Regions from separate parts of the Homo sapiens genome. Here region 2 is linked to region 1. Evidence: chromatin contacts called from ENCODE Hi-C data. All regions are on one chromosome and are shown on one strand. Each heading gives the region's core, a stretch centred on a gene start or an enhancer-like site at or near the end of the contact. The rest is flanking DNA. Distances are from core to core; before and after follow the strand shown. Region 1 holds the start of ACTL8 (actin like 8). Region 2 overlaps ACTL8 (actin like 8).

What was found. A loop is a pair of places that touch in the nucleus more often than their neighbours do.
Region 2: a loop to region 1 is called in a map of Caco-2, with 2.5 times the contacts of the local background. The contact joins the enhancer-like site here to the promoter of ACTL8 in region 1. A Hi-C loop is called at or near these places in 1 of 168 maps with a recorded cell type or tissue (Caco-2).

What each region holds. Positions count from the first base shown.
Region 1 is chr1:17,753,910-17,757,180 of GRCh38, reverse strand. ACTL8 (actin like 8) reads right to left here and starts at 1,848. Exons shown (of 3, transcript NM_030812.3): 1 at 1,677-1,848.
Region 2 is chr1:17,793,343-17,796,834 of GRCh38, reverse strand. All of the region lies in intron 1 of ACTL8 (actin like 8), which reads right to left. Among named protein-coding and RNA genes, the nearest start is that of ACTL8, 40 kb to the right of the region's middle. Within about 2 kb of position 1,579, at least 2 of the 41 ENCODE cell types and tissues checked have a DNase peak (open chromatin) inside an H3K27ac peak, as active enhancers do.

The sequences.
Region 1 (3,271 bases), core at 599-3,098:
CTATGTCATTATCTACACATTTTTCAAATTCTTATTATATTATTATTTTTTAGAGCTAGGGTCTTGCTCTGTCACCTGGCTACAGTGCAGCGGTGCAATCATAGCTTACTGCAGCCTCAAACCCCTGGGCTCAAGCAATCCGCCTGCCTCAGCCTCCCAAAGTGTTGGGATTAAAGGCCTGAGCCACCATGCCTGTGCCCGGCCTGCCTATGTATGTTTTAAATAGAGCATAGTATCTGGTTCCTTGAAGACAGGAGCCCTCAAAAGGATCCATCCCACCCCACAGTTCTCACAGTCCTCATTATGGCCACACAGTCAAGTGCAGCATCACTCTGGCTCCCAACAGACGTGCCTCAGGTGGCATTTTGTCTTAACCGCAAATGATAGACTCATATAATGTCACCACATGCCTTGGGTAACTAGCACCCCATTTCCCATTGGCAAGGAACTTGACACTACACCCAAGCCCAAAATCACCAGAAAACCACTCCCAAAATGGTACCTCTGTGGTTCCATCTCCTGATACCTATTCCTGACACCAATTCTGTATCAGTTTGGGTCCAGTCAAGGAAAGGACACCATACAGTGATTTTTACAGGGAAAGTTTCATATGAAGAATTATTAACTTATAATAGAGAACTGAATTAACAAGAAATTGACTGATAAGGAGTAAAGAGAACGATAATTAATACAGAAACAGCAGACGCAAGGAGCAACCACAACCCACAGAGCTGAGATGGAGTCTCTGAAGACCAGACCCCATCCAGAGCTGTGATAAACAACCCCCCGCTAAGAATCCCCCAAACCAGAGCTGGACAAAGCTCTCAAGGAAGAACCCCTCAAGGCCAAGGTAGAGTCCCCAAGAAAGAGCCCCTGGGGGCTTTCATAGGTTCCCCAAAGATAAGTCCCCCACTAGAGGTTTAAAAAAAAGTTCCCAAGAAGAGGCCCCCAGGGCTGAGGCCCCCTGGGAAGAGCCCCTATTCAAGGGATAAGATAGAGCCCCAAAGAAGAGCTCCCAGAGCTACCAAGGAAGGGGCCCCCTACCCAGGGCTGTGATTGATCCCCCAAGGAAGAGTCCCCTCCGAAGGCTGAAATAAAGTCCACAAAGAAAAAGCCCCTGAGGGCTGCGGTAGAGTCCCGAAGAGACACCCTCCTGCCACCTGTGACAGAGTAAACGTCCTCAAAAAAAGAGCCCTCCCAGGGCTGACGTGGAGCCCCCAAGGAACAGCCCCCCACCCCAGGACTGAAATAGAGCCCCAAAAAGAGACCCCCATATCAGGCTGAGATAGAGACCTCCAGAAAGAGCCCCTCACCCCAGGGAAGGGACCCTCCACCAGGCTGAGATAACCCCCTCCAGGCGGTGCCCCCACAAGGGGCTAAGCTTGGGCCCCCAAGGAAGGGCCCCCAGTCCCACACATGTGGCTGAGGTACAGCCGCTATGGAAGAGTCTCCTCCAAAAGCTGAAATCAAGTCCCTAAGGAAAAGCCCTTGGTCTGAGGTAGAGCCTGTCACTCCCCAACCCCACAAAGAAGTGCCCCACACACAAACCCTTGGGGGCTGACAGCCAGGCCTTGCTTAAGAGGGCATGGCTGTGCCACAGGAAGGACAAAAAAAAAAAAAAAAACAGTCAGGGGCCACAACCAGCCAAAGTTAGAAATTCAACTTTTAGAACGTACCAGAAATCTGCCCTGTAAGATGCCACAAAAGCTGCTCTCAGAAACAGTGTCTCACAAGAGGCACCCACTGCAAAACAACTTGAAAGGGGTGCTGTGTGAGCTGCCGAACTCAGCTGCACACTGCAAACGCCTGCACGAGAGCGGCTGCACGTGGTGCCGCAGCCTACTCTGTGAGCACGTGGCAAGCAGGAAGCGGAACCTCCCCGCTGCTGGGGCTCCCCAGCGCCCTCTACTGGCAAAGCCCAGCATGCCTGCTGGCCAGGGAGAAAATTTAAAGGGCCCAGATCCATTTTTACCAAGCAGGCAAGAAGGGTGAATGTGGAGCGGAGAGGCAATAATTTGACAACCAGCAACAATGAAATATCAGCAGTGAAAAAGAAAATAACTACTGATACATAAAACAAATGCATTAATCATATACGTATTATGCTGAGTAAAAGAAACCAGACGCAAAGCAGCACAATCTGTAAGTTTCCATTTACATTATGCACAAAATTCTCTGAAAAGAAATTTAGAGGAAAGAGACTTTAGTACAGAAAACAGTTTGCAAACTTGGAGATGCACCCTCCACTGGAAAATGAAGGGGAGTTCCCAAGAATGAGGGAAGCATCAAGTTTTGCGCAAAAGTTCCTGCCCAGGTTCCCAATCAGATCAAGATGTGCAAATGAAGGATTGAAACTTGCTTAGTTCTGATTGGTCAATATAGCTGAGCTCTCATTGGTTGATACAGCCAAACCCTGATTGGTTTATACACTTGAGCCCTGATTGGTTGGTTCAGGTGAGCTGAGAAAGTACCAAAGATAAAAAGGTGCAGGTTTTCTGGGGAAGTCAGGGTAGTTGTGTAACCATAGTCAGCAAGTGGCTGCTTCATTCTATTTTAAATTTAGGCCCACTTACCCATTCTTATTTGGGGGGGGGGTAGTATTTATTTATTTTGTAGAGAACAGGGTCTTGGTATGTTGCCCAGTCTGGTCGTAAACTCAGGGGCTCAAGTGATCCGCCCACCCTGGCCTACCAAAGTGATGGGATTACAAGCAAGAACAGCGGAGCCTAGCCCACTTAGCCACTCAGGATCCATCTTGAAGGTCTGGCCCTTTCAGGTTCACATTTGTTCACAGAAGTTCAAGAACAGGCAAAGCAACCTACAGTGACAGAAATTAAAAAAAAAAAAACAGGTGGAGATGGGTGTATTTAGCTGGAAGAGGGCACAATGGAATTTTCTAGGGCAATGGAAATACTCTCTATTGCAATTGGGGTGCTGTATACATTTGTAAAAATTCATCATACTGAACACTAAGATCTGTGTGTTGCATTGTAGATAAATTATACCTCAATTTTTAAAAATTAGCCCCCAAACTTGGTTTCAAATCCAGTCACTGTGTACTACCTGTACACAGTGGGTGATATGGTTTGGCTTTGTGTCCTCACCCAAATCTCACCTTGTATTTTAATAATCCCCACGTGTCAAGGGTGGGGCCAGGTGGAGATCATTGAATCATGGGGGCTGTTTGCCCCATACTGTTCTCATGATAGTGAATAAGTCTTACGAGATCTGATGGTTTTATAAACGGGAGTTCCCCTGCACAAGCTTTTTG
Region 2 (3,492 bases), core at 330-2,829, 40 kb before region 1:
AAGTAGCCACCTAAACCTCCCTACTCGTTGCAATCTAAGTCTAGAGCATCCTCTCAGCTGCTGAAGAAGCTTGAAGAGGTCGGAAGACTAGATCAAGAAGCACACGGCTGGCTTTTGAAGCCGGGTGGACCTGGGGTTTGAATCCGGTATGAGCCACAGGGTAGCTGTGAGAGCTGGGGGTTGGAGAGTCCCAGCATTCCCTGTAGGGATTATGCCCATTTACCCCAGAGGGGGTGGAGGGCAAAGCTGAGTGTTTAACAAAGCTGGATTTGTATCTCTCCAAATATACCGCTGGCTGCCACTGACCTTGGACAAGTTGTTCTCCCATGCGAGCCTCAGTTTCACCTCTGGTAAGTGGGGGCGTGATGCCGACCTCTTGGGATGGTAAAGATTAAATGAGATACTGAAGGCACCTGCATGTATGAGCTAACTCACCTCCAGCTGCCCATCACTCCAGCAGTGCTAGAGAACGTTTAAAACAGTGGGAGTGCTTACCTACACACACACACACACACACACACACACACAGGTGCACGCATGCACAGAGCCATCCTCCTCCCTCCATCAAGTTAAAGCCCACCCCACCCAAAACCACCTCTTCCTCCTCTTCTTCCTTCTCCTCCAGGGAACCAAACCATCCCCAGCAGAGTCCGTGTCTGAGCATGCTCAGTAGCCAGAGCAGCTGGGGTCCCCAGGACCTGCTGCCCCATTGCTGACTTCAACATCTCCACCCTGGTAAGACACCCAGGAAAGAGCAGCATTTCCCAGCAGCCCCCACTGAGCAGAGCGAGCCACCAGCTGGGCTCTCTCCCTCCCTAGCTCAGCTTTTAAAGGCCCCAGGGGACTTCCTGAGGGTTCAGCCCTGGCAGAAAGGGGCATCAGGGGAATGAGATGCTGAGCAATGCTGTACCCCATGCCAGTGTGCTTGGTGTGCAGACAGTCTTGGAAATGCCCGAGCTCATCTTGAGGATGAAAACAGCTGCACATTCAAACGCAACCCGCCTTGCACATGTATTGCACTCACCACCTCGAACTCGGGGAAGGTGATCACAACAAGATTTTGGAATCAAACGGCACGGGAGGTCCTTCTGAGGGTCTGTACCCCATTTCTGCACCTATCTAACCTCTAGTGATTGACGCGGGACCCCCACCCTTCTGTTTAATTTCAGTTTTACTGCCTCCCTGATTGGAGCCAAAGGGAATCTGTTATCCCAGCTTCCTGGTGTGTGCTGCAACGTTTCCTCTTAAAGAGTTTTCTTTTTTTATTGCTCCTAAATCTTTCTTCGTGTAGCTAAAGCTTCTCTCTTAGACCCAAGTAACAGAGGGAAGGGAAAACTAAAAATAGAAGCAAATTTACATTTGCAGAACACCTGTTATATTTTACTACATTCTTATTTAATCCTCACACGAACCCTGCAAGGCAGTCAGACTGTTTATAGTGGAGGAAATAGGCTCAAAGAAGCCCAAGTTTGCACAGAATGAGGACTCCTTTCCCAGGCCTCCCTAGAAGCTAGGCCGGTCCTGAAACTAGTCAATGAGGACAAAGTACGGTGGGGAGGGGCTGTCTTCTGCAACTTCTAGGAAGTGCCCTTCTTTGCTTTGCCCTCCCTTCTGAAATGCAGGGTGTGAGGGCAAACGACAGTGACTCTGGACATGGAACATGAGTGACTTTGAGAATGGAAGCTATTACACAGCAGTGCGAGCGAGAATGCTATTAACGTACCTGGACTCTGGGGCCCCATGCCACCCCAGGAATGGACCCTCTTCTAAACTATTTGAACATGAAAGTGAAATCAACTATTGGATTGTTTAAGCCTCTCATTTGGGGATTTTCTGCATCAATCTTAAACTGATACAGTGAGCTGCTAAGCATTCCTCCTTCTGCAGATGTCATCAGCAGATTCCCCTACCACACACCTCAGCATCCAAAGAGTTAGAAGGAAAGTCCAGTCTCACTAACCAGCCCCCTCTCCCACTCCCACAAGGGCAATTCTGTTTTCAAAGGTGCTTTTCTTTAAGGAATAAGAACTGGACACGATCTGGGAGAGCAACTCTCTGTGGGATCTCTACGTTGCCCTCAACTTCCCCTCTGATGGCAACATTGGCTTATGACAACAAGAGCTTGATACAGAAATTTAAAATGTTAATACAACTTCATACAGTAGGAAATAAGACACAAATAAAAATTATGCAAAGAGAAAAGTAGTAAAAAAATAAGATGAGACCAGGGAGGCCTATATACTTTGAGCAATTTCACTGAGCTTCCTAGTAGCCAAAGCAAAGAGGAAAACACAATCAATTTATGGTAACTGTTGCTTGTTTAACATCTATTTTCCAGACATCATGGCCTGAAAGCCATTTCTCCTGTGGAGCCTAGAGGGGATGGTGTAACTGATGGACAATGCCACCAACAGTCCTGGTAGCCAATGCAATCATGAGTCTTATGGTATACAATGTATTGAATCGCCCCAGAAACCCAGGATATTGTTGCTAGTCATCCTCCTCATTTTATAGATGAGGAAAAGGAAGTTAAGTAACTATGTCCAAGGTCACACAGCTAGGAAATGGCAGTACTGTGATTCCACTCCACTGGGCTCTTAACCACGGGCTAAAAGGTCAGCCAGACCTAGGTTCAGATATTACCCACTCTCCACTGCTGAGCAGCCTTGGCCAAGCGACTGCATCTCTCTGAGCTTCTATTTCCCCATCTGTCCATAGGAATAATCCCATAAACAGGGTGATTGTGAGGCGTCAGCAAGAGAGATTGCCACATAACAGAATGTGAGAGGGACTTTTCATGGTGCCCTGGAATGACAGCTGAAGCCAAAATGAAGGACAAGGAGGGCCAAGTATCCCGAGATTCTAAAGAGAGCTGACAAGAAGCTACTCACAACTGGAGCCAGACCTGCCCCCTTCCCATCCTCTACCAGGCAGCACTGACCGCAAGCCAACAGAATCACCCCCAATACCAATTCTCCCCACACATATTCTACACAAAGGATGCCAACCTTGCAGAGAGCAGAGCATGGGCCAGGAGAGGTGACACAGGCCGGGAGGTGGAGGTTGTCAGGGAACAGGAGCCAGGAGGTGCCACCACAGCAGAAGATCACCAGAGTAGGCAGAGCTAACCCAGACCAGGGTAGGTGGCCACTCACCCTCTGCAACCTGCCTGTCCAATAGAGAGTGAGATTCCTTCCTTCTCCCCACTCCTGGAGCAGCCTGGAAAAGCTGTAGGGGAAGGGTTTAGAGTGCTTTAGATGAGATGTGAGGTCCCAGGTTCTAAAATGAATCAGATTATATTTTAACTGGAAATGGCCGGAAAATAATGAAATCTGCCTGAGGACCTTAAGGCTCAAAAAAAGGAGAACTTGAAGGAATTCCATTAAAAGCAACAAGTGGAAAAATGAAAACCATATCCTGGTTTTACCCATAAAGCATTAAGACTCCTCAGTTAACTAGCTGCGCAGATAAAACCTTTTGCACAGGCTGTGC